5 separate regions of the Mus musculus genome follow, and all the other regions are linked to region 2. The links are chromatin loops, found by intact Hi-C in ENCODE. Cell type or tissue: left cerebral cortex. All regions are shown on one strand. Region 1 has its middle 99 kb from the start of Trp63. Region 2 overlaps Tprg (transformation related protein 63 regulated). Region 3 has its middle 32 kb from the start of Tprg. Region 4 has its middle 19 kb from the start of A230028O05Rik. Region 5 has its middle 23 kb from the start of Tprg.

Region 1 (5,000 bases), 270 kb after region 2:
TTAACGTATTTTCAGAATTCCATGATAAATATGGTTAACACTGTAAATATTAAATATGACATAAGAGACAGAAGAAAAAAAATCTCTTTAGAAACAGTTGAAAAAGAATGGCTTGAACTCTTAGTGACTTCAGATCTATGCATTTCCTTTTGAGTTTGCCAGCCAATTCTCAACTGGTATACCAAGAATAGTAGACTGTAGAATCTCTGTGTGAAAGACATTTATCCACATGAAGGTAGCAGATAGGGGGTGGGTGGGTCAACAGACTGATAGTATTAAATGCTGGGGGGGGGAGAGAAAATTCATACTTAAACCATACTTCACTCCTATGTATTCTTTTTCCCAGGATAAGAAATGCTGTAAAGCAATTGTCACAGTACCTCCTAGCCAAAATGATGAAATGTCCCTCTGGATGAGCACATGGCATCCTTAGCTCCCATAGAGTTAATCAGGACAGGAATGTCAATCACCTGGTCAAGAGACCATCTCTTAGAAAGGCAGATTCACCTTAAGCCATGCAAAAGAGATAGAAAGACTAACTTTCCCTTTAATGAGCTAATGCACTTTTCCTTCCTAGAAATCGCAACCCCTAGCATAGACCCTAGGAGCTGTCCTGTGGTTCCCTTAGACATACCTGCCTCTCTGAGTCCTGAGTCAGAAGAGTATAATTCCCTTGTGTTTCTCTTCTGTCTCTTTCTGTTAGATCCTGGCCAGTGCCCACTTACACTTTTTCTGGCACTCTGGACTTCCTTTCTCTTTTTCTGGAGCCCGTCTTCCCATCATATGACAATTTATTGCCGTATGACTGACCGCAGGTTTACCTCAAATGCCCTTTTTATCTCTCTTTAAGCTTTCACCTATGAATCTATAATAAAAGTCGCTCCAAAACTAATATTCTGTTGTCTGTGAATCTTATTCTTTGGATGTGCAAGACAAGAACCTAAAAATCACTGGCTCTGGGTGGCTTTGGTCGTCCAGTGTTTTCTGGGTTCATAGCACTTCAAGCTGGGAAAGGTTCTATACCTAAATACAACTCAGTAGTCATATTTCACTATGCAAATATAAAAACCCCACCCCTGCTTCTCTAGAAAAGCCTGATGGCACTGACAGGAAACTTCTCCCAAAGCAAAGAAGGAAGCCTCTGTACCAAAGCCAAGTGAAGGTCATTGAAACCCAAGAAAACAGCTCTAGAAGGGCATTCAAACCCACCCCCCCCTCGACCCACAGAAGATCCACACATTACATACTTACTTTCTCGTTGCCCAAGACACTGCCACTCCAGAAGCATTCCTCTACAAGCATTCTCCCAAGAGAAACAAGTTTGCCCATTGTACCATCATTCAAGTTCCCAGTGACCTCCAAGTCAGCCAAGAAGCAGATAGAAGATGACATATTTGTGTCTAGTATGGATGCCAAACCCAACAAACACCAGATCAGACAGGGTTTGAAGAAATTCAATGACATTGATATGGTCAACTCAATCTGTTCATGTCTGATGGAAAGAGGGGGGCTGTATTTCAGCTGACTCCTGATTATGATGCTTTGTACGTTGACAACAAAATTTGGATCATCTAAACTGAGTCCAGCTGGCTACTTTTAAACATACATGCTTCATTGAAAAAAACAAAACCAAGCAAACAAACAAACAAAATATAGAAATTGAAGTAGTGGAATGTGAAGTCACCAAGATTTAAAAACTGTACATATCATATCCATAATCAACTTATGGTGAATCTTATTTTCCTAAAGGGCAGCTACTATCTTACGAGAAGCTTCTGTGTAAATAGCCCTTCTTGAAGAAAGGAGCCACATGCACTGTTCTTGCTTATAAATAACCCAGAGACTATGTTCCCAAACTCTGCTAATCAAAGCAATAAGGAAAGAGTTCTCAATCTTCATTCCAGGAGTGACTTGGACTCAATGTTCTTGAGAAAGAAAAGTAGATTCTCGCCTGCAGGCTCTTGTGTTTAACCCAGCTGCAGGGGAGCACGTGCAGATTTGAACTGCCCCACCCAGACTGGAGCAGCCAAGCTCCCTCAGAGCTCATACTTTGCAAGGAACGCTTCTGGGGGAAATCCTACAGAGCATAGCTTGGGCCCAAATAGTCCTACTAAGCTTCTGGCTATTCATTTGGGCACAGATGAAAATGTGCTCTGATGGTACAGGGAAGATTCCCGTGTTGGTCGTTAAACCCAAGCCACCCACGGATTTGAGGAAATATACATGATTATATAGTTTCATACTGAGCACTGAGATTTTTGAAATCCAGTTGCTTTGAGCCCCGTGATCTGCAGAAAGCAAACCCAGTCTTCTTCATGTCCCTGGGAGCACGAGTGCGGGTGTTTGCTTTGCATTAGCATGTCAAGCTGTGCATACCTTTCTGAGGCGAGGTCTGGGTGTAATGGGGTGTGTCCCGGAGGAAGTCAACGTTCAGAGATTTATTTTTTTTTGTGTGTGAGCTATTCACTTTAATTATACCCATGCTGTTCGCTCGCTTTTTATTATTACTCTTATTCACTTTCATATCCCCTTCCCTTGGCTAAACACACAGAAAAGATTCATTTATTATGTGAAGAGACTCAAATTTATGGAGCCCTTTTAGTTTGCAAGGAGGCTGGAGACTCCATTGTGAAAGCAGTGTCGCGATTCTCAGGGAACATGGGCTCTGATCTTGCCTCCAGCTCCGGACAAAGGCACCAAAGCAATGTTCAGGCACTAAAAACACATGCCACTGACTTGAGTGGTGGCAGATAAACCACGGCAGAAGAGGGGAGCTGGAGGCAGGCGCAAGACCAGAGGAATGTGACTAGCAGTGCATATGTCTCTGTTCAGTTCTAAATTGTTAAGCAGAATGACAGCACATGCATTGACATCCCGAGAACAGCAGCTGTCAAAACTGTCAGACAGCACGAGATTGATTCCCTTCAATTACTTGTTGAACCAAGAAGTTAGAGAGATGGCAAAGCTCCACGAGGTCATCTAACTTAAGTTTTTCTGCCTGGGAAAATTGCTTTGTCAAAAATCAATGTGTGAGGGCAAACTAGAGCTTTATTGTTATTTTGAGCTGACATAAAAGGTATGGTGGATCAGTATTCATCCATTCAACCCATCCTTTCACCAATTTGCCAATAGTCTTCCTACCCTGCACTCACTCCATGTCAGACTCTTTATGTCCTTAGGATACACAGATGCACTTAAGCACTAAATGATGGATACCGTCACTGGATAGCTATGTGCTGGGGTCTGATATGAAGCAATAGAAAGATGGCCACGACTCACAGGGTTGAAAGCAGACACTATGCCCAAAGATAAAGCTACTGCATCTTAAAAGATGAGCAAGGAGATGTTTCCAGTTCCTTTCTCAGACAATTGTTGCCCTCTTGTTGCCTTTAAACCAGTGCAGAGTTGCTAGCATCTCCCTCTCATTTTCCAGAGATAGAGCAACCCTGGAGAAGTAACCCAGCTTCGTCACAGCTACATAAGAAACCTGAGAATTTGTACATTTTAAATTTTCACACTTTCACTAAATCTAGAGAGAGTGGTGTAATCTACAGCTATATTCAGACAAGAGAGGGACCAGCAGAAGCCTTGACTTCAGGCACCACACAGCAAGATCCGCACCTTGACAGCCTTCCAGGTTTTAATCATGCTTTTTGAAGAACTGTAACATCTTTGAGTTGTTTTACTTGGTACGTGATTAAAATATTCTGTGTAAGTAGAACATGGTGACTCACATTTTGTTAGGGTTGCAGAGCACAACTAGCTACAGAGTCTTCAAGAAGGATGAGAAATAACCCATAATTCTGTTCTCTCCTGTTTTCCCTCCCTACTCCCCCAACACTGTGTGTGTGTGTTTCAAAACGTGACCCCAGAAAGAAAGAACAAGTTTAGGATGTGATTCTAACATAGCATTGCATTTCTCAATTCCTATCATTTCTTTAAGCCGTTACCTCAACTCCTTTGGCAGTAAAATCGGGAAGATCAGCAACTACTTTGTCCACAGAGCATTAAATTTGATTAATATCAGCCCCTTAGCCGAACATCACTTTAAATTGATCTGAAAAGACAGAATTCATCATTAGAGTGCCATAAGAGTCTCAGAAACCCAGTGGACAAGCACCTCCTGACCAGAGGTTTGCAGATTTTACCTTGCATCAAAACCAGCAGAAAGGCTTCAAGAAACTCGTTTCAGGCCCTGCCCTCAACAGGGGTTTTTGTCAATATAGCCTGCCAATTTGTACTTCTCTTGTGTTCTTTTTATTAATTTATTCATTTCTTTTTATTCATATATTTGTTTACATTTCAAGTGATATCCTCCTTCCTAGTTACCCCTCCACCAACCCTGCCATCCCATCTCTGCTCTTCCCCATCCCCTTTGCCTCTGCAAGGGTGCTCCTCCACCTATTCACCCACTCCTGCCTCATCCTTCTAGCATCCCCCTACAGTGGGGCATCAAGTGTCCCTCCCCTCCCATTAATGTCAGATAAGGATGTCCTGTGCTACATATGTATCTAGAGTCCTGGCTCCCTCCATGTATACCTTTTGGTTGGTGGTTTAGTGACTGGGAGCTCTGGGTGTTCCAGTTAATTGGTTCACAGGTTGGCTGTGAATATCTGCATCTGTATTGGTCAGGTGCTGATAGACCCTCTTGGGGGAATGGCCATATCAGGCTCCTGTCAGCCAGCACTTCTTGGCATCAGCAATAGTGTGAGAGTGTGGTGTCTGCAGATGGGATGGATCTCTAGATGGGGCGGTCTCTGGATGGACTTTCCTTCAGTCTCTGTTCCATTTTTTTGTCCTTGTCTTTCCTTAAAAGTTGCTGCTGCTGGCCCAAGAAGCACTCTTTGAAAAGTGTTACTAAGTCAGTGATTCTCATCCTGGGTCTCATATGACCCTCTTGGGGAGGAAGGCTTAAACAGGACTCACATACTAGATGTCCTGCATATCAGATATTTACATTATGATTCATAACAGAAGCAAAAGTGCAGTTATGACATAGC
Region 2 (5,000 bases):
GTTTCTGGGGTAGAGGAAGGGGAAAACACTCAGGGGAGCATGTTTCTGACTGTAAAGATTAAGATTGGAAAAAAAATGAGCAGAACAGTTTTGGAAATGTGAATGGTGGGGTGTAGATTTGAGCCAGAGAAACATATAATATCAGTGGGCACAAGACCCTCTTGCTTTTGAGGTCCTTGCTATTGTAATAATATTGCCAATAAAAGTTATGAGTTGAGGCTAAAGATATGGCTCAGTGGTTAATTGCACTTGAAGACCCTGGTGTGATCCCCAGTACCCATAAACAGCTATAACTCTAGTTCTAGCAGGTCTGATGCCATCTTTTGGCATTGGTGGGATCCTATACACATGTGCATGAAAATAAAAAATAGTTAAATTTTAAAAATATGAGCCTATAACCTGAAATATTTTGATTTTTAAAATTTTTTCTCTTAAGTATAGCAGGTTTTGGGTATATTACATATTTTACTTATTTTCTGATATGACAAAAAATTCAAAACATTGTTTTTAGCATATATATATATATATATATATATATATATATATATATAGAGAGAGAGAGAGAGAGAGAGAGAGAGAGAGAGAGAGAGAGAAAAGAATGCAAAACATGCTACAGAATCCTAAAAGCTCTCTGGACCCTGATTTGGGGGAGTAAGAAAGGCTTTAGGATACAGTAATGACTTACTCTGGAGAAAGTGCTGATGAGTCCTGCTTCACAGAGCTATGTCTCCAATCCTATGGCTGCCAGAGGGCCTCCATTTTATCAGGGCATTCATTTTGCCAAAGCCTTTTAAAGGACTCCTTCTCTGTATCCTCTTGATTTGTTCTGCTTTGGTTGTGGAACCCTAGCCCTATGCATGACAGGGAAATTCTGGACTTTGGCTAAATTTCACTTATTATAGAATAGGAAAAGACAGAAAACTAGAGACTTGAAGATGAGGCTGTGGAAGACCAGGGCCATGGAAGATGGGCTGTGGAAAATGAGGGATGTGGAAGATAGGCTGAGAAAAATGAGGCAGTTGAAGATGGGGCTGTGGAAGATGGGGCTGTAGAAGATGAGGCAGTTGAAGATGAGGCTGTGGAAGATGGGGCTGTGGAAGATGGGGCTGTGGAAGATGGGGCTGTGGAAAAGGAGAGCCATGGCTTCCTGTTCTGATCCCAGAAGCTGCGTGACCTTGGATGTGTCCTTCATTTCAGCAGTTCTGTGCCAGTGTTTACAAAATGAAAGACTTGGAGCAGATGATAATCCTCTACTTATACTTTATACCCTACATGATCCTGAAATACTAGAAAAAGCCAGAGAGGAATAATTGAAGTTTTGTATAGAGACAGTTATACTTAGACAAAGATCTAGAAGTAACTTCTCTGCATATCATATACATACATATTTATGTATATACACACACCACATATATATATGTGAAAATTAGCTCTGATTTTTTTTCTAACAACTGAGAGATTCAGAACTTTTATTACCTAACCAAAAGAAAAGTAGCATATTCTTTGGAAACTGCTTGGCATTTATTTCTATCTGTGTTTTTTAGTTACATATATGGCAGTAAAATTACTTAATCTTTAGAAATCTCTTCTAATCTCACTCCTTCAATGAATCTGAATCATCTCTTTGCAAAGGCCAATGGCTGCTTTACAGTTTTCATCTGAATTTTTTCAAGAGCCCCTGTTCTCTGTCCTCATGCTGCTGCTCTACCTTTTGAGATTTTATTTTTCATGTCTCTAGGTAGATGTCTTTGACTACTAGGTGTTGTAATACTCTGACAAGCCACTCTGACAAGCCTTAACTTACCAGGGACCCCCAAATAAACAATGTGGGGCCAGGGATCAATGCAAAAGCAAGAGAAATTTATTTTCCATCCCAATGGGGTTATCATGCACCCCAAGGAGAGGAAGTGACCCCGGCGGCGGCCCATTCAGTGAGTTTTTATACAGTTTCTAGGGGCAGAATAGAACATCAGCAACTAGGCACAATGTGATTGACAGAACAGTGTGACTTTTAAACTTATTGGTTCTTAGGGAATGAGGTAGCAAAGTGTTCCCTTATCTGCAGGTGGCTAACAGTTTTTCCTGAGGAATGTGTCTATGTGCTCTGGGCTTCCCTCATCTGCAGGTCGGTTCCCTCTGTGGTCTGAGGAATGTAATTAGCCTCTCCCTTCCAGAGGGGACTGGTGCCTATGTGCTGTATGACCTTTCTCTTCCAGGAGGGAAGGGGTCTGGTGGAATTTTCCAAAGTTCCTGAGCTGACCTCTTCAGTGTTTAAGTAGTTCCACCCAGAATAAGCAAGCAATATTGTAAACCTTTCTTTCTTAGGTGAGATCTTCATTGCACAAATTCCCAGAATGAGATGTAGCCAACAGTGGCTACCACATCATGATTTTTTCTAAGCTGAGAATATTTACCTCTCTATAACATTGGGCTGCATCTACTCGAATAGTATAGGTTGAGATAAGTCTATTGGGACACATCAGAAAATGACGATCCTTTCCAGTTCTAAGTGGCTCTCTATAAGTTCATTGCCATGCAGAATTTGCATTGCAGAAGCAATGGGCAGGATTTAGGCAGGATTTGGTAGTGGTGTTGATTTCTCTGTCCTTACTATTTCAGTGTATACAGTGCTTCTAAGCAGTGAGGAGAGGACTGTTTCTATTGACTTGGTAGTTGTCAGGGTTGAGGCACCACATGGGATGCTTAGATAGAAGCCTACCCTCCTCTACCTTGAGTAGGGAGGCTGTTGAAGAATTTTATTCCTTGACCTTGGAGATATCCCCCTGATGGTTACTGAGCATTTCAGTTCCAACCAAGGCTGGCTGAACTTCCAAGGTTTAAGGCTTTAAGAATGCAAATGGAGCTGAGAGTTTCCTCAGTTCCTGGATCTCAGACAGTTCGAGAGCTCAGAGTGCTGCCTTCCCCAAGTGTTTCCAGAGAAGACAGCCTGGGGGAGAGGAAGTGGTGCTAATTAAATCCTCCCTCTGTTTTCCAGGCACAGGAGCCTTGAGCAGATGTCTGTTGTTAGTGTGTTCACAGAGTGCACAAATACAGAAGCAGGCTTCCCTTCCCAGTGACACAAACCTTCCTTCATGAGAACTTTGGAAATGCGTTTCCTTCCAACACCCACTGTAAAGGAGGTGCCAACCCGCGTGCATAGAGTACAGAACTGCTAGCAAAGCCAAAGTGCACGTCTGTCTCTTGCCTCTCTCTGTCTCTTTTTTCTGTCTTTCTGTCTCTGTCTTTTTCTGTCTCTCTGTTTCTCTCCCTCCCTCGCTCCTTTTCTCCTTCCCTGCCTTCTTCTCTCCCTTCCTCTCTCCTCTTTCCCTCCCTCCCTTTTTCCCTCTCTCCCTCCTTCTCCTGCTTCTCCATCCCTTTTATTCTCTAAGCCCAATTTCAGCCTTTTTGTACCTACCTGCCTTTAAAATGCCTGTGAATAGTCAAGGAAGGCCTATGGTAGGCAACCTGGACTCAAGAGCATGTCCATAAGTACTGCCAAGTATGTCTTAGGTGGTACTTCCCTACTCTGTATCCTCAGAGGGATCTGTCTAGAGTAAACAAGACTGTGGCTACCAGGGTTGAGAGGATCAGCTAAGGAAAACTGGAATGGGAGCTGCATAAGGCAATCCACAAGTTTAACCAACTGTATTTTCTACTGAATTCAACTCCCTCAAAGTGACATCCACGGTTGCCAGAGATGGTTCTGTTTACTCCCACCATCCTGACACAACTGCTAATAGCATCATCTTATGCCAAAGTGCTTGGATTTAGGCAATGCACATGTATTACTTTAGGTGGAGAGATGTATACAAAGTTTATTTACTTCCAACACGGCATGGACAGCTGACCAGATAAACGATTGCGTGCAAGTCTACTGACTTAGTGAAGTCTTTTGGGATGATTGCCTATAGTAACACAGGCGAGGTTTTACTTAACAAGAGCATAGTTGACTCAAAGGCAGCTGCATCATCAAAGCCCACCCTAGCAGGAAAGTGCCTCCCCAGAGCTCTCTGCAGAACTTGTAAGCTGTTTGGCTGGCTGAAGGGTCCGGTCCCCTCCCACAGTGTTGTTCCTTCTTATGAAACCTTGGCTAGGAGCCTTGTGACTCCTGTAACTTTCTGAGCTTCCTCGGCCCTGGCTGTGTGAGCTTCTCTCCTTCCTCCCACAGACAATATTTCAATGAGGAGGAAAGGGCTCTCTACAACACTGTGTGATCATGCTATTTTTACCTCTCTTGAATGTTCTGGTTTGTCTCAATTTTAAAGGGTGAAAATATGCTGGCAAACTAGGCTTCCCCCACCCCACTTTCTGGCATTTCAGAGGAGCTGAGGAAATGGAATTAAAGCTGCCTTTTAGTTGATTAAGAACATAGAGGCAGCTCTGAGACTAAGATATCACTCTTAATGGTGAACTTAGGCATGAAGCCTGCTTCCAGGACACATTAGTAACTGGCCTCCTGTAGGGATGATTGGATGATTGAACAGAGTTCCTAGGCACAGGCAATGTCCCCATGTGGCTTTCTTACTCTGTTAGAAAAGAGATCACTAGATCGATCAGGCAGACTTTTTACAGGGCTGCATGTGCCTTCTATTTTGTCCTTATAAACAAAGCAAAACAAAACAAAATAAGACATTTCACAAATAGAAATTGAGTTGTTGTTTTTATTTAAATGCTAAATGACTACTTTGTTAGCACCCAGGGACACAGAAACTGAATTGAGAGAGGGAACCACAACATCATCATGAAAATCTAACTACTTTTAACATTTTATTTCATTTTTTCAGTTTCAAATAGTGGACATTTGCATACGTATACACATAGGAAAATACATATGTAAAACTTCCTTTCTTTCTCTATGAGTGATTTTAAGACAACTGAGCAATACAACTCATGTGTGATAACTTTCTTTTTCCATAAAAATAAAAATATATTTTGGACATCTTTCTATGGTAAAGTACATATTCATATTTTAAGAGCTGCACTGTATTTGACATACATTT
Region 3 (5,000 bases), 58 kb before region 2:
TCTGTGTGAGGCATTGCATTGAGTCCTGTTGGGACGGATGGGCCCTCTAGGAGTTTCTAGAAGACTATTAGACTTGCTCGAATCCTTTCCATTGAGTGTTTTGGGGATGGACAACAACAAATGCATTTAGGAAAGAGAACTTGTCAGAATGTGAAGGCAAAGAAGCAGCTAGATGAGGAAATGGCAGGAACCAGAGGGAGAAGCGCCACGGTGAAGCAGGACGTGGGTACACCTTCCCTTCTCCTTTCTTGTTGTCTGTTGGATTTTTTTCTTGCCAGAGGCCACTGTTCTCAGTCCTTCGGTGATTGGAAAGCTGTGTCAGGAAAGTGACTAGCTCTGAGTGTCATGCGTAGTGAGGTTTGCACATACCATACCACTTTTCCTTAAACCACCATCTTTGAGGTCAGGATTTGATTAGTACATTGTCAATTGGATGGGTCACTTTTGACAAATTCTGCCTCGAGTCATTTTGCAGACCTGGTGAAACTATAAATAAATAAATAGGGAACCTCTTAGGAAATCAATAGTCACTCTTTGGAGCAACATTCCTTTTCAAGTCTACATTCCAAAGGAGAGATTCCTTTGCAGGAAAAAAAAATCTTATTTGTTTTAACAAGCAAGTACAAGATTCCTCTCTTATGCTTTATGCCTTTCTACTAAGGAACATTCCAGGCCTTTCTTCCTTTTACCTCTAATAAGATAGCACACTGCCTCTCTTACAGGCCTCATTTGCATTACAGCACTGGACCACACAACTGATGTACACTTGAAATACACTTGGGAAAGTGTCTTCCAACATCTTAAAATAGCCAAGTAACTCTTCAGTTTGGGGACAGTCCATGAATTCCCCATCTGTGCCATAATAACACTTCCCTGAATACTCTACTGCAGAATTTATGGAGCGTTTTTGTTTGTTTGTTTGTTTATTACCTTATTTGATTTCTAAAACAGTATTCGGTAACTCAGCCATCTTTGACGAGGGCCTAACACATATCAGGTACTGGGGTAGGGACACAGATGAAATTCTGAACAAAGTGGTTTAAGCCAGCAATATTCCAGGACTGATTTTCCTATCTTCATTTATACCTATTTCAGAGACAGACTGACTAATAATGATTGTTTCATTATATTCAAAGAGCCAGAACTCAAACTCAGGCTTCCCTTTCCTAACAGAGACTCTCTTTGCATGGCTGTCAGCATTGAAGCCACCGTGGAAAACTCTGAGAATCTCCTCTGAGTTCACTGATCAAATGACCCAATGCCAATTCAAATGTCAATGGAGTAGACTGAGAAGTATGCAAAAATCCGGCAAATGACAGCAAAAGCCATCTTGAGAAGCTTTACAAATGTTTGTGTGTGTGTGTGGGGGGGGGGCGGTGTAAGGAAAGGCCCAAACCGAAATGGTGAACAACAGCAGCAGCCATGTGACAGTAGACCCCAGAAAGGTGTTTTAAGCTGTACAAAGCACTGCTTGACATAAGCATCCAGGTTCAGCTGAGAACAGAACTCCTTGTTGATTGGCTGTGCTGGACTAGTCCCGGTGTGGACTAGCTTTGGCCTCAACTCAAACAAATGGTCAGTAGGGTTCTCACAAGGTGGTAGGACAGGCATGGCATGGGCAGAGATGCTGGCCTGAGTAAGGGTATCCTCTTTTATGCCTACCACACCGTGTGCTATTGCTTCTGGTATCAGAGCCCTGTGTGAACCTGAAGGCACTTGGATGTTAAGGTGAGGCAGCTACTCTAATAGCTAGTCAACTGACTTTGGAGGTTAGGAAAGTGGACTTTTGTTCCTCATTCTCTTCTCAGCCCAATTCGTGGGGGATGAGCTAAACCTTCAGGAAGTCACTTGAAGCCTGGGGGTCCTTCATTGTTGGCTTTGCTCCCCCATCTCTTTCCTTCTATGTCGTACTCAAGGTGAGGTCTAGAGGTTTTCTATCTTATCTCTTGTCTTCTTTCTTGGTTACAACCTAGTCATGGCCATACTTAATTACAAGCCGTCCTGGGAAGACATACACTGTTTAACAAACTATCTCTGTCATGGCCTGCAATATGCAGAATCAGGAGATGGAGAGAATGGAGACATTATACACATGTGGCAGGACACGACAGGATTTGCTCAGAAGCTATCAGAAGCCCCCCTGAGCAGGTGAGGCACAGAGCCAACAAGTCCGCGAGGCATCTAGAGGAGCGGTACTTTCTGATCAAATGCTTGGAAAGGGAATTATAGTGACTAATTATAATTAAAAGATGTACTTAGATTTAAATAAAAATTGATTCCAGCCACGAGAAAATGGACAAGAGAGCATCCCAGCTCTGCTCTTAAAATCATAGCAAATAGAAGCTTAGCCAGCCAGACAACTTCCAGTTTCAGTGAGTACCATGTGGTTTACTTACGCTGACAACCAAAGCCCTGAGCAGACCCTCACAATAACCCCAGGACAACAACATGGCAGAAAATTATCACTCCCGTTTTAGAAGTGGAAAAACCTATGAGGATAGAGGTTACTCAGGGCTACGCAGCAAATGAGACGAATTTGCAGCTCAAACCCACACTGTGTCTTTCCACAATTACACAGATTCTCCCCAGCACAGAGATGTTGACCACACTTCAGGAAGTTGACTCAGTTCCAGCTCTGGACAAGAGGCCAGAATCCAGCGACATTTCCCTTAATCACTGCCCTTCTGCCTCCCTGACTGTTAGAATCAGTGGCGCTCCTCCGCGTTCAGAGAGCATGTACGCATTAGCTGTCATGCAATGTGTGCAGCATCTGACAGCCCTAATATCACTGTTTGTATTATCAGACAATTACCAGCCACGCTCGTATTCATAATTTGACTAACAACTCGCGACAATGATTATTTTTTCCTTTTCTGGCAAAACAAATATAGAAGCATTTTCTTTTGAGCATCAGCGCTGATGCTTTTTGGCATTCTATCAGCTAAAGGATTTTTTTTTTTTTTCAAAAAAAAAAATGTTAGTCGTACTCCCCCACATCTCGCTAACTTTACAGTCCCCCATGGCATCTGTGTGCAGTGAACTGAGCTGTTGAGACTAAATGTAATTTGCAATCAAGCTTCTGTTAACATGGAAATGTACCGGCTGGCCTGCTGCAATATGGGTTCTCATTCTGTCTAGCATATGGTTGCATTAAATCCAGTCTCCAGAATGTCTCTTGTTACCACATTGTCAATCCGTGCAAAGCAGAGAACCCTAAAAAACCACTAAAGGAACATATTTTTGGAATTGGCGCTTCTATGGATCTTGACAAGAGCTGTCCAAAGACATACTTGGTTACTTGAAGTGAACCAGCCCTGTCAGATCCATGAACACATACATACTGACACACCGCAAACTTGAAACTTGGTTGGATGGGCTGTAGTCACAAGCATAGGGATTCCACTGGAGGACAAAGGGGAGGTGATGAACTCAGCTCCATTAATTACTATGTAATCCTTTTCTTACTATTTCAATATTCTAGGAATCTCAGAGTAGTTAGAGTTGGACGGGGCCTGAGCAGTCTTTGTGGCTAGTAGCATAGGCTCTAGATTAGATAGGCCTATGTTTGAACCTTACATCTCATCGCTCATAGTTTAGTGATTTTGGACACTTGAAAGTTTTTGTGCCTGAGTTCCATCACTTATGAAATGGAGGGGAAGCTGGACTCTCATCACAGCTGAGAGTATTTTGGACTATTAATGACTCAAGCACTGTGCTTACCTCTATAAGTGATGACCATTTGAGCAAAGTCTTCCTCGACATCTCCACTCTGAGATCAGGTGCCTCTGTATTTCTCACAGTATCTCTTTCTGTTTGCTCACATTTTCTTTCTTGTTTTGCTACCCTCTGGTGTCCAGGATCTCTGGCCATTCTAAGGTGATCTGCTCATAACTAAAACGTTTGTGTTTGACTTGGCAGGACCTGTAGGTTTAATCTGCTGCTCTCTTCCAGGGACTTGCTTGCCCTGTGGTCTTTTATGAGACAATGTTGATCCCCACAGCAGGCTGACGTGTACTTGATGATGTCTGGGCTGCACTTGACACTGCAGCCCAGGCTGAGCATGGTGTCATGATGCTGTGATACAGCCTCGTCCTATGGGGTAAGGAGTAGATTCGCCTGCTTTCTTCAGCACAGCCGCAGAGGACCGATGTGCACACAAGTTCACCATGCTGTGTACATAAATGAACCACTCCTTGGAACAGTCACAAAAAGCAGTTCTGAATGTATCATTTTATACTTTAAATGGTGGGGCAGTCCCCATGACAAGGGGTCCCTGTGGAGTGTTGTGGAGGGAAAAATATAGAAGAGCAATTCCCATAGTTGTCCATATAGTGTGTGTGTGTGTGTGTGTATATATATATATATATATATATATATATATATATATATATATATATATATATATATATAATTGTTGACTCTCCAAGAAGAAAACCAAAAGGTTTATGAGGCAGCAAAATGCTGACACGTAATACCCCAGTGTTTGAGGAGTAGTTCTGGAGGCCAGGTGAAGCTGGATAAAGTGCTCTAGTTCTAAGTTAGTTCATCTATTGAAAAATGATATATCCATCAACGATATATCCAGCGAGTTGTTCCACAACAGAGAATCTGGCAGATGTATTCAAGTCAATAAGGTACCAGGTGATCTGATATAGAAAGCAGTGAAGACCAGGAAGCTGAGACAGTGCTCTCACCCTAACTTGAATGGGCAGAAGTGGGGAGAGTACCTTGGCCAGATTTTAAGTGACTTTGCAAAACCTGTTAAGGGATTGATATATCTGGAGATCTCAAACCAATGAATAATATGCTAATTTAGCAAGAGGCTGAATTGTCTCTAAATTTTATTCTTTTCCTAAACTATTTCTCTAAGTGTGCTGTGCCCAGTGCTCCATCTTCAATTATTGCTAAATAATCAGATTCCATCTATTAAAGTTCATTTCCTCGTCCACACTGTTCCCAGCTCTGACATGGTATCTGGGGTGGTTTTCATGACATCCTCT
Region 4 (5,000 bases), 270 kb before region 2:
AGTCCTGTGCCGCAGACCTTCTGGGTCCCTGTGTCTGCGTGAAACGGGGTCTCTCGATGCAGGTGGGCAAAGCGTGGATGAATGACAGACAGACACACACACAGGAGAGTTCGTGTGGAATCTGAGTGTAATTTTACAACTCGAGCATCAGGCTTTTTATGCAGAGGACAATAAGGAAGTTGGGTGACATATTAGCAAGGTACAATTGAGGTAACTGGAATCTTACATAAAACAGAGGAATGTAAACACAAAAGGTCTAACGGGAACCACCCAGGATAGAATACATTGATAACAGCTGGGATCAACAAGGGCTCCACCTAAAATTCACTAATCTTAGAAGCCAGGGTCAAGGGCTTCGCGTCCTTGCCACAGTTCCTATTTTAGTCTCTTGTATAGTCCACCTTCCCCTTAGGCCATTGTAAATACGTGTGTATGGGTGTAACTCTGCTATAGTATCTATTCTAGTTTCTCCTTTGGTCTGAAACTTCCTTCTTTTTAAGTGATGGTAAATTCCTATGTAAGGGAGTGACTTAGCTTTTACAATCTTGCTGAATTCTAAACCCTTGATCTTGGTCAAGGATGCCCTTGGACTGTTGCAACACTGGTGGAAGGCTTAAGCCATGTCAGAATTCAATTTTAAAAAGCACTTATAATAGGAAAATATTGAAAGAGAGCACGTGGATCTATACACTAGACTAACGCGGGAATGGAACGCGGGAATGAAAAAATTACTGTATGGGTAGGGAACGCTAGACTCCAGGAGGAGAGCTTCCTTGAAACTCTTTTGCCTCATGAGTGACTTTTAAGCCTTTTGGCTTGTCCAGTTGACTCGACCGGAGAGCGTAGCAGTCCTGGTTGTCCTGTAGACAAGGTTGGCCTCGAACTCAGAGCTCTGCCTCCCTCTGCCTCCCAAGTGCTGGGATTAAAGGTGTGTACACCACCACCGCCCAGCTCTGTGCTTTTGACTTGGATGGTCTAAACAAACAGACCTTCTCAGACTCTAAGGAAGTAGATTCTGACTTTCAGAAGGACAACGACTTCCTTCTTTTGTTGTTAGTTCCTCAAAGTACTTTTGCTCCGACTTAATTACAAGTCCCAGGTGGACCTCCTTAATGGCTTCCATCTCCCTTGTTGATGAAGTACAATCAACAGAGATCCAGGGTTATTTGTAAATGCTGCAGCTTAGCAACAGGGGTTCTCTGTTATTCATGATTAGAAAATAGTTCAAAAGCTGGCCTGAACCTGTAGTTCTTTTTCCGGAATGAACAGGTACAGCAGCACTCACTGGCCAATTAATCTTGGGATAGGCAATGGGTATGGAGATGTGGATCTCAGCTCCATTGCATACTGCCGGAGGGACAGTTTCTCTTTTCTCTGTAAAATGGGCATATACAGATTTCTTTGCAGGGAATGTCATATTTATATACTAGTAACTAGAAAGTGCTATATACCAAGATTAGGTCATATTGAAAGATTCTACTGGAGGATTTTAGGGCTTGAAACAAGAAGGGTTATCTATTCACTTTTTGATATTGGCTGCCCCTACCAATGGCAGAGACAGGGATGGGTGGCAGCAGGAATTGTGGGAACAGTTGGGGCAAGTTATGCATTTGAAGTTAAAAGAGCTTACTCTAGTCAGACTGTCACTCAGTATTCCATGTATATATATATATATGGTATATATATATGGCATATATATATAGTATACAGTATTATATAATATTTAAATATGTTACTCAGTATTATAGCCACCCAAACACTCCCCTTTCCAGGCCTTTCCCAGCCTCTATTTGATGAGTTGATAAAGCCTCTGCTGCTAAAAGCAAGACTAACCAAATAAGTTTTAAAGCATGCCAGAACCATTAGAGTAGATGACTTTTAACATCCCCTCTGTTAAATGATAAAATAAGTTTCATTTAAAATGCTGAAGAAATTAACAGTTGCTAAGGAAAATGACATGTGAAGGTCAAGCCCTTGTCACTGAGTGGGGAAGGGATAGTGATAGTAGGAAACTAAGTTGGTCAACTCATGATCTAGAAGGGCCGTAGCAAGTGTCACACCCAGTGTGTTGAAGGACAGATGGAAACCTGGCTGTGAGCTCTGCATCTAACCTATGGCAAGACTGGGCCTTAATTTCCTCCTCACCAAACTGAAGGATGTCTGTACTTGATGTTTTTTGAAGCAGTTTCCACTTCAAAGCCGAGGAAGCTAACTTTGAGTGTAACTCCTAACAAGCCCTGGGCAAGAGGAATCAGGCCGGCCTCCCTGTGCGCTGAGAAGCGCCTGGTTGAAGCAGATGGAGTGTGTCTATCATGGCGGCTGCATAACCAGTCTGGTCACTTCAGATGTCTCTCCAATTAACACTCATGGAGGCGGCCAACTGCTCAAGCAGCAGAATGTGATGGTGGAGAAGACGGTGGGAATGCCTGGGCCCGATGCCACACCTATTATCTAAGCCTCCTGCCTGAGATGGGGGAGGAGTGGGAGGGGCCAGCCAGACTTCACAGAATGTGGGAGGTGGGAGGAGGGGCGGGCAAAAATGGGAGGTGAGATGCCTGCTCAGATTTCTTTAGCTGCGGAGTCCTAGAAAGTTAGAGATGGGAGCGCTCATTCAGTAACAGCCCTTACTACACACTTTTCATTTCCTCTTCTTCATTGCCATTATGCACAGGGTGCTGTCACCTCTTGCTCCTTGCTCCCTGAAGGATCTCCCTGCCTTCTCTTTTATTTTATCTTCCTTCTCAAAATCAGGTCGTACAAGACAGCCAGAATAAGATTTCTAAAATACGAACGTGGTCCCTTGGAGTAGTTCCTCCTCATTGTTTTTGAGAGGAAAAAATGTAAGCCCTAAAGCCCAACATGTTTCAACCTAAGAGTCGTGATCCTTTTGGAGGTCGAATGGTACCTAAATAGGGGTAGCCTAAGACCATAAGAAAATACACATATTTACATTACGATTCATAACAGTAGTACAATTACAGTTATGAAGTAGCAACAAAAATAACTTCATGATTGGGGATCACCACCCATAAGGGAGGACTGTATTAAAGAGTCACAGGATTAGGACGGTTGAGAATCGATAGTCTAGACGAACATACATGTTCCTAGGGAACACCACTTTGTGCCCCTTCTCTCAGCCCACATTTTGTAGTCATTGGGGGGACTCTTTCTGAAAATTCCCCAATTCCCTGCCTTCCATATTTCTTCTTCTGTGTTCCTTTTCTTCCTTGTCCAAGAAGTTCATGGCTTTTAAATCCTAATTTAGGTAAAAGCTCTCTTAGGAGCCCCTCTAGACCTGCACTTACCGGCCTCTGCTCCAAGACCTGCGGTGTAACCGCTACCAGAGCTTTCACCTTCTGAGTTGGTCCTTACAAGCCTCACCTTCGACACACTGGGATTTCGGGGGATGAGGGATTGTTCTGCTGCCGGAAGCAAGACTGATTTCGACAACAGATGTTTTAGCGATCTCCGGAATCATTTTCCGCCGAGGTATTCCACATTGCCTTCAGCTGAGACTTGGTCAAGGAAAGCTATGCATACAAACTACCTGAATGGAGGAGCCTTGTCTTTAAGCAGGCCTAGAAGGAGGAAGCGACTCGCTGGTGACCACAGAGAGGGAAGACCAGGGACTTGCACCCTTGACTCCCACACCAGCACCCCACACAGGTTTAGTAGTTTCAGCCAACTCTTTCCTGTCAGAAAGACGCACTCTATCGACAGGGGAATTGTGCAAGGGCAAAAGAAATCAGTTTCTCTGGTGTGCCAACTTCCCAAGCTTGTGAAATTCCTGGATTTGTGGATTGGGGAACTGAGAGACATGCCATGTGGAGTCGGCAATGGGCAAGTAGGCCTATCTGAGATGTACTGAGACTGGCAGCAGAAGGGCTTATTTAGGGAACAAAAATAAAATTATATATGATACTCTACCTCAGGTGGGTATGTTAGCTATGTGGGGTTTTTTGTATTATTATTGTTGTGTTTTAATTTTTTTTTTTTTTTTTTTTTTTTTTTTGGCCAGACGGTGGCCAACAGACTTCCAGAATATTCCTTGTTCAAGCACGTAGGAAATCCCTGCCTGTGTTGGTCTTGGGGAGGGAAGTTTGGCTATGAGCAATTTTTCCTGAAAAATCAAAACAGCTCTTCCAAGTGGGCCCTGCTTCCAGGGGCAGTGTGAAGCTGGGCATGCTTCCCTGTGCCTGAGTGTGAGCATGAAGGTATCCGGAGGAGGGAAGGGTGTCTGAAGGTCAGGCTGCTGGGAATCCAAACCTCCAAGCCTGATTTACAGCCCTGGGCCTCAGGTCTCCTCCCACTCAGCCCACAAAATCCCCCAATTTTCTTCTCTGTGAGCCAGCACTCTTCAGAGCTGGGAAATGAGATCTAAGCAGTGGCTTTTTTCTGGGCTTACGTACGCTATGGATTCTTCCCTGAGATGGTGGCAGAGAGGAAGGGAAGTGGTTCTTGAAAGTGTGGGCAGAACACTGGGGTGAGTCAGAAAACAGCAGCCAGCCTGCAACAGGCTGGAGACCATCCAGCCTCACGCTCTCCTTGGCTCCCTTTCTTTTTGATTTCCTCTCTTATTGTGACTTTCAAATAAAATCTTATAGGGAAACCCAACATACTAAACTTAACAACAGAACTGCTCCAAGCTACAGAGGATCAAGGATCAAGTTCTGCTTCTTTGTTCTTTCCCCGAGCATCTGCCAGGATGGAGCCTGTGTGTTCCCTGCCTGGATCTCTTGGCTTCATGGAACACAGCTGCATAGCTCTGCTGTGATCCAACACCAACATGTAAGACATGGGATGATTGATGCTCAGGAAGGTGGTGAGTCTCACTTAAAGTCACACAGGGAACTAGGGGGCCAGTTGGTGCACCTAGAGACCCCTGGCTTTCCTCTTCCTCCTCCTCTTCCTCCTCCCCTCCCTCCTCCTCTTCCTCCTTCTCCTTCTTCCTCTCTTTTTCTTCTTCCTCCTCCTCTCCCTCCTCTTCCTCTTCTTCTTCT
Region 5 (5,000 bases), 50 kb before region 2:
GGGTGGCTTCTGAATCTGTGTGTACCAGGCTGGTACATTCACCCACTGAATACTAAGTATTGTGGGTAGATGTTCATATCCAGTGAGCTAACTGAGGGCAGAGACCATGCTGTAAATGTTGTATCTTCTTTACCTGTTCTTAGCTTGTCACAGCTTACTATCTGAGTAAGTCTTAGTGAAGAAAGGCCTCTATGTGGATCTCCCCCAAAGAATGGGTTCTAGTATGATTTATGGAGAGATTTGGGATCTTTACATTTCTCTGCATTGGCTAAATATAACATCAAGATTTACTTCTCGGGAGCTGTGTCTTCTCGCTTCTACTTCTGCAGATTTGAATGTTAATGATAATTGCTAGCACTTATTTTGTGTGTGGCACACTGGAACTCTCCTCAACACTTGCCTATCTTATCATCTAAGCTGCTTTTATAGATAAGGAAGCTTCGATTGGCAGAGGCAATGTAACCCTACCACAGGAAGGGAGTCAGGATATGACTGGGCCAGATTTTGATCCCTGGTCTATTTGACATATGCATCATACCCATTCTATGATGTATGAAACAGTGTATTTTTTGGGGGAAGGGTACTTTTTCAGAGACTTAATTTCAAGGAAGACACCTAGAGTCTCTTAGAACTAAAAGGGTTGCGTTTATTTAAGAGAAGTTAGGCTTTGTGGAATCTTACTCAAATATTAGGCTTCATACTTGAAGATGATGTTTTCTCTAATAGTGGTTTTTTTAAAGCCCATAGTTTTCTTAGTTTGGTTTCTGCTGCTGAAAATTTTAAAGGCCGACTTGGAGTGGGGAAGGAGGGCGTGTTTGCTTTATGTATCCCAAGTCACAGTCCATTGAAAGGGTTCGAGGTAGGATCCCAACACAGGAACCTGCAGGCAGAAACTGAAGCAGAAGCCATAGATAAGGGCTGCTGGCTCATTGAGCCTGTTTTCTTATGCACCCAGGACCACAAGCCTAGAGGAAGGTTCCCTAGAGTGAGCTGGGTCCATCCACAGCAACCATCAATGAAGAAAAGGCTTCCCAGACTTGCCTCCAGATCAGTCTGTTGGAGGCCCTTTCTCAACTGAGGTTTCCTCTTCTCAGATGACTCCAGCTATGTCAAACTGCCAAAAAAAATAACCAGGAGAATAGGCTTAGGGAACAACTGGTGGAGCTGGACTGTCAAGAATTATGGAGAGAGTAATAGACACTTCCCCCGTTTTCTGCATCCCGGTTACCATGCCAATAGGCAGTAGAGGGTAGAGAAGAGTGTAAGCTAGCTGTGATAGAGGAACGAGGAAGGGAAACTCTTGGCCCTTTTACTTTAGGGCTGAGAGGACTTTTGCGTGCCTCTAGAGCTGTTCGGTTGGCTTGGGCATCACTTCAGAGTCCCTTGGTTTCTGGGGCACTTCAGAGACCAGCAAACACAAAGAAGTCAGGGATTCTGGTTCTAGGCTGCTTCAAAGTTCAAGCTTAGGGCTGTCTCACTGTGCTCAACAACTAAGCTGGCAAGTCCTCAGGGAAGACACTAGCTTCACAGTATTACACATGCGCAGGGAATTGCTGGTGATTTTCACGAAAGCCTGGGATTGTTATCAATGGTAGGGTCCATCAGTGGAACGTTTATGACTTCTGTCTATCTATACCCAGAAGAATATTATTTGGTCATTAAGACTTGTTGACTTCTTAACTTTGCAGTATTGTGAATGAGTCTGGAGGGCATAGCTAAGGGAAACAAGACAGGCCCAGAAAGACAAATACCACAGGGATGACCTCACCCGTTTGAGAAATCAAAACAAGCTGATGTCATACGTGTAGACTGGGAAAGTGGTAATCAGACAGTGCAGAGAGGAGGCGAAGGAAGGGAGAGTCTGGCCTATGCCTAACTGGGTAAAAGGAAGACGGTCTGTCTGTCACTATAAGCACAACTGTATAACTATGGTGAGTATTGCTCTGTGTATTTCCAAACACCTTCCACAAGAGAAGAATTTAAGTGTTCTCACAATAAAAGATTATAAATGGCTGAGGTAATTTAGATATGATAAAATACCATACTGATTATTACACAAAATGTTCTTTTTTATTTTTAATTTTTATTTATTTATATTTTTCAAAATATTCTTATATCTAACGCCTATTGTGCCTAAAAATATGTATACCTATTACATGTCAAGCAAAAATACAATAACAACGTTTAGAAAAAAATGTCAGCACTGGATATTTGTCTGACATTTGTCAGTTGCTCGGGTCTGACAGATGGATGTGGGCAGGAAGCTCTGGGACCTCAACAGACGCTGACCATCAGTGGGTGTTGGTGACCATTCCTCCCAGTTCCTGAGAAGACGGTCACCTTGTCCTTGTGAAGATCAAACTGAAATATCTATGTTCCTGCATCATGGAATACAGTTGAGCCTAAGGGACAGAGTTGTCAGGAAAGGGAGAATACAATGGCCACCTGTTATTCTTATTCGGGGGTGTGGGAATCCGACTAGCCAGTCAAAGGTTTCTTTCTGTCTTCAGAGACACGTTTGTCTGCAAGGGCAGAGATGAAAGGCACTTGTTACAAACCCTTCTTCTCCCTCATGCTGGGAGAGAGACAAAATGTCCACCTACTGCCATCTGGTGGTCATAGTTTGCACTGCAGCTTGAGTTAGCCTCTTCACTTAGAAAAGGGTCCGCTATATAGAAAAGCAACAATGAATAAACATGGTTTCTGGCCTTGAGGAACAATCAGTCCAGTAGACTTAATTGGCATGCTAGCATTTAAAGTAAAATGTGCAAGGTGTTATCAAGACGTAGCATGGGGAAGAATACCTTTGAGTTGAGTCTTGAAGCATCCTTTGTCACTTTGTCACTTTGACAAAAAGGAGGAGGCTTGTTCTACATACAGAGCACACCCCTTTGCTAGGTTAGCACCCGACTTGTTGATAAGGGATATGGGAAAGAAGGGACAGGAACGAACTGAGACAAAGGTAGGATCAGACCCCAGGATCCTTGAAATGCCTAACCAAGGAGACAGGTCTGCTCTAGAGCATTAAGCCAGAATATAATGGGGTCAGAGTTTGCTGATAAAAGGCAGACCTCCATTGTCTGCACATAAGCTTTCCAAGTATTCATCAGTGGAAGTCATTATTTGAAATACATAGAAACATCATGGTTATGACTGAAGACAGAGTTTGTAGGTCAAAAGTCATTTCAACACCATGTCCCACATGATTGGTGCATGCCAACACTTTTTGACAGGCCAAATGGCTCAATAGAGCCACATTTAATAACCCCTGCTGCAGGAGAGGTTCTAACCTAATATGATCAACACCTTTGTGGTTTTAGAGCCCACTGTACTGTCCAGCCTACAGTAGGCTACTTATAAATCAGGTCTGAGATAGTAGTCCCCTGTTCTAGACCTGTTCTAAACATTTAGTTTCATGGTCATCCCAATTTTATTGGTCAGTTTCCAAACAGGACCTAGATCCCTCATCCCTAGCTTCTAGTTTTATTTTGTGAGAGAAAGGTTGGTATTAGCCATCTCTCTAGTCTCTACTAAGCATCTTTTGTCTGCCACCCCATGTATCAACCCACATTAGGTGTCTCCAACCTACTTGTCATCCCCAACCCACAGATTGCCTGATGCAGTTATGAGAAGCATCACCTCACATCTCACAGCGGCATTCGGTCTACGAACCACACTTTATACTCAAACTTCACTTTGTACTCAAGAACTTTCCGCTATATGGCTGCAGGACCCCGATTTGTGACAGAGTGCGGCTGGCTGCATGGCATTGCCTTCGGTGAGAAATTTCAGACCAATAATTGACCAAGCGTGAGTGGCCTCCTGATGGGCAAAGACGATTCCATTCCCCAATGCCATTTCTGGTGCCAACCGCAGATTCCCACCCACCAAGCAGTATTTCCTGTGATTCGCCCTCTTGTTCCTTGTCTTTACTCACGCTTTGCCCACTCTATCTGCACGGCAGGGTCAGTTTGCTCTCACTCTCCCACATAACTTCGCTGTTTCAAGGCTGTGTCCGGAACTGCCTCCTTCTCACCATCTGGCCACTATCTGCCATGCCTTCCCACCCGGCCCCCACCTTTCCTTGGAAGCCTTCACGCAAAGATGCTAACTCACTCAGTGACTTTTCCCACAGTGCTCAGTGTGTTCCCTGTGGCCGGATAACTACTTCCACAATGAATCTTCCTTAGGCTCATTGTTATTTCCCTGAGAGCTCCTAGACCCGACTTCTTTTATATGGCTGCTGCCAAGTTCAATAAACATTAAGCAAGTGAATATCACACTCTATAGCTAATGCTTTTGGGCTGTTCTAGCCTTCATTAAAGGAAATGGAAATGTACCACAGCCGCTTGCTTTTGATGACTAGAGGCAAGGCAGTGGAACAGGAGACTCTTACTCACTTCAGTCAGTGGCAGAACTCTTCATTTCATGCTCGCTTCCCCTCAGCAAACTCTAGAGCAAGAGAACCATGGTGCTCCCCCATGTCCTCAGCCACAGTGCATGACCAATTGTCTAATCAATGGATTGTCACTTATAAGGATCCATTTGAACATGGATGACATTTGGGATCTATAAAGATGCTTCAAAGTCAGGTGGTTACACATTTTTTTTTCCTTCCTGGAATCATTTCAAGTGGGAATCGGGGCTCCTCCCCTCTTGCTGCAGTTGCTCACCTCTCTCTGAAGCTCACTAAGGACAGATGAAGATGGGAATAGAGAGATGGAGAATGCTACGTCATCTCTAGATACCCTTGCCTGTCCCAGGGAAGTGCTGGGACTTAAGACCTCACTCATTCCATCTTGAAGAGTAAGTAAGGCTTGACTTGATTTTCTAGAAATATCCATTTCTGACAGTGCCTTGAATTTCTTTTTAATTGATTTGATCTCAAGTATTCCTTTCCCATTCCCTTTCCTGTTTGTTTTTAAAAGAACAAAACAAAATACTCACAAAGCCACAAACCCAAAACAAAAATGAACAAGCAAACCCCCAAAAAAGCAAAG

The links. Peaks named below come from ENCODE experiments on the same cell type or tissue, not always from the same donor. Only the 100,000 strongest peaks of a DNase experiment are listed, where the experiment ranks them.
Region 1: it touches region 2 in a loop (11-fold over the local background); 2 of 42 quality-filtered maps call a loop at or near these places.
Region 3: a loop joins it to region 2, with 9 times the contacts of the local background. A loop is called at or near these places in 3 of 42 quality-filtered maps.
Region 4: it touches region 2 in a loop (11-fold over the local background); 2 of 42 quality-filtered maps call a loop at or near these places.
Region 5: it touches region 2 in a loop (4-fold over the local background); 3 of 42 quality-filtered maps call a loop at or near these places.

The regions. Positions count from the first base shown.
Region 1 is chr16:25,582,520-25,587,519 of GRCm38, forward strand. No RefSeq gene overlaps it. Among named protein-coding and RNA genes, the nearest start is that of Trp63, 99 kb to the right of the region's middle. In left cerebral cortex, no CTCF peak of the experiment used is centred here; DNase peaks (open chromatin) are centred at 2,898 and 3,613; H3K27ac peaks cover 700 bases.
Region 2 is chr16:25,311,185-25,316,184 of GRCm38, forward strand. The region is part of intron 1 of Tprg (transformation related protein 63 regulated); the gene reads left to right. Among named protein-coding and RNA genes, the nearest start is that of Tprg, 27 kb to the left of the region's middle. In left cerebral cortex, no CTCF peak of the experiment used is centred here; DNase peaks (open chromatin) are centred at 3,029, 3,652 and 4,164.
Region 3 is chr16:25,252,704-25,257,703 of GRCm38, forward strand. No RefSeq gene overlaps it. Among named protein-coding and RNA genes, the nearest start is that of Tprg, 32 kb to the right of the region's middle. In left cerebral cortex, no CTCF peak of the experiment used is centred here; DNase peaks (open chromatin) are centred at 2,732 and 3,126.
Region 4 is chr16:25,037,697-25,042,696 of GRCm38, forward strand. No RefSeq gene overlaps it. Among named protein-coding and RNA genes, the nearest start is that of A230028O05Rik, 19 kb to the right of the region's middle. In left cerebral cortex, no CTCF peak of the experiment used is centred here; DNase peaks (open chromatin) are centred at 2,413 and 4,467.
Region 5 is chr16:25,261,348-25,266,347 of GRCm38, forward strand. No RefSeq gene overlaps it. Among named protein-coding and RNA genes, the nearest start is that of Tprg, 23 kb to the right of the region's middle. In left cerebral cortex, a CTCF peak has its summit at 2,624 (motif pointing left); DNase peaks (open chromatin) are centred at 2,603 and 4,018.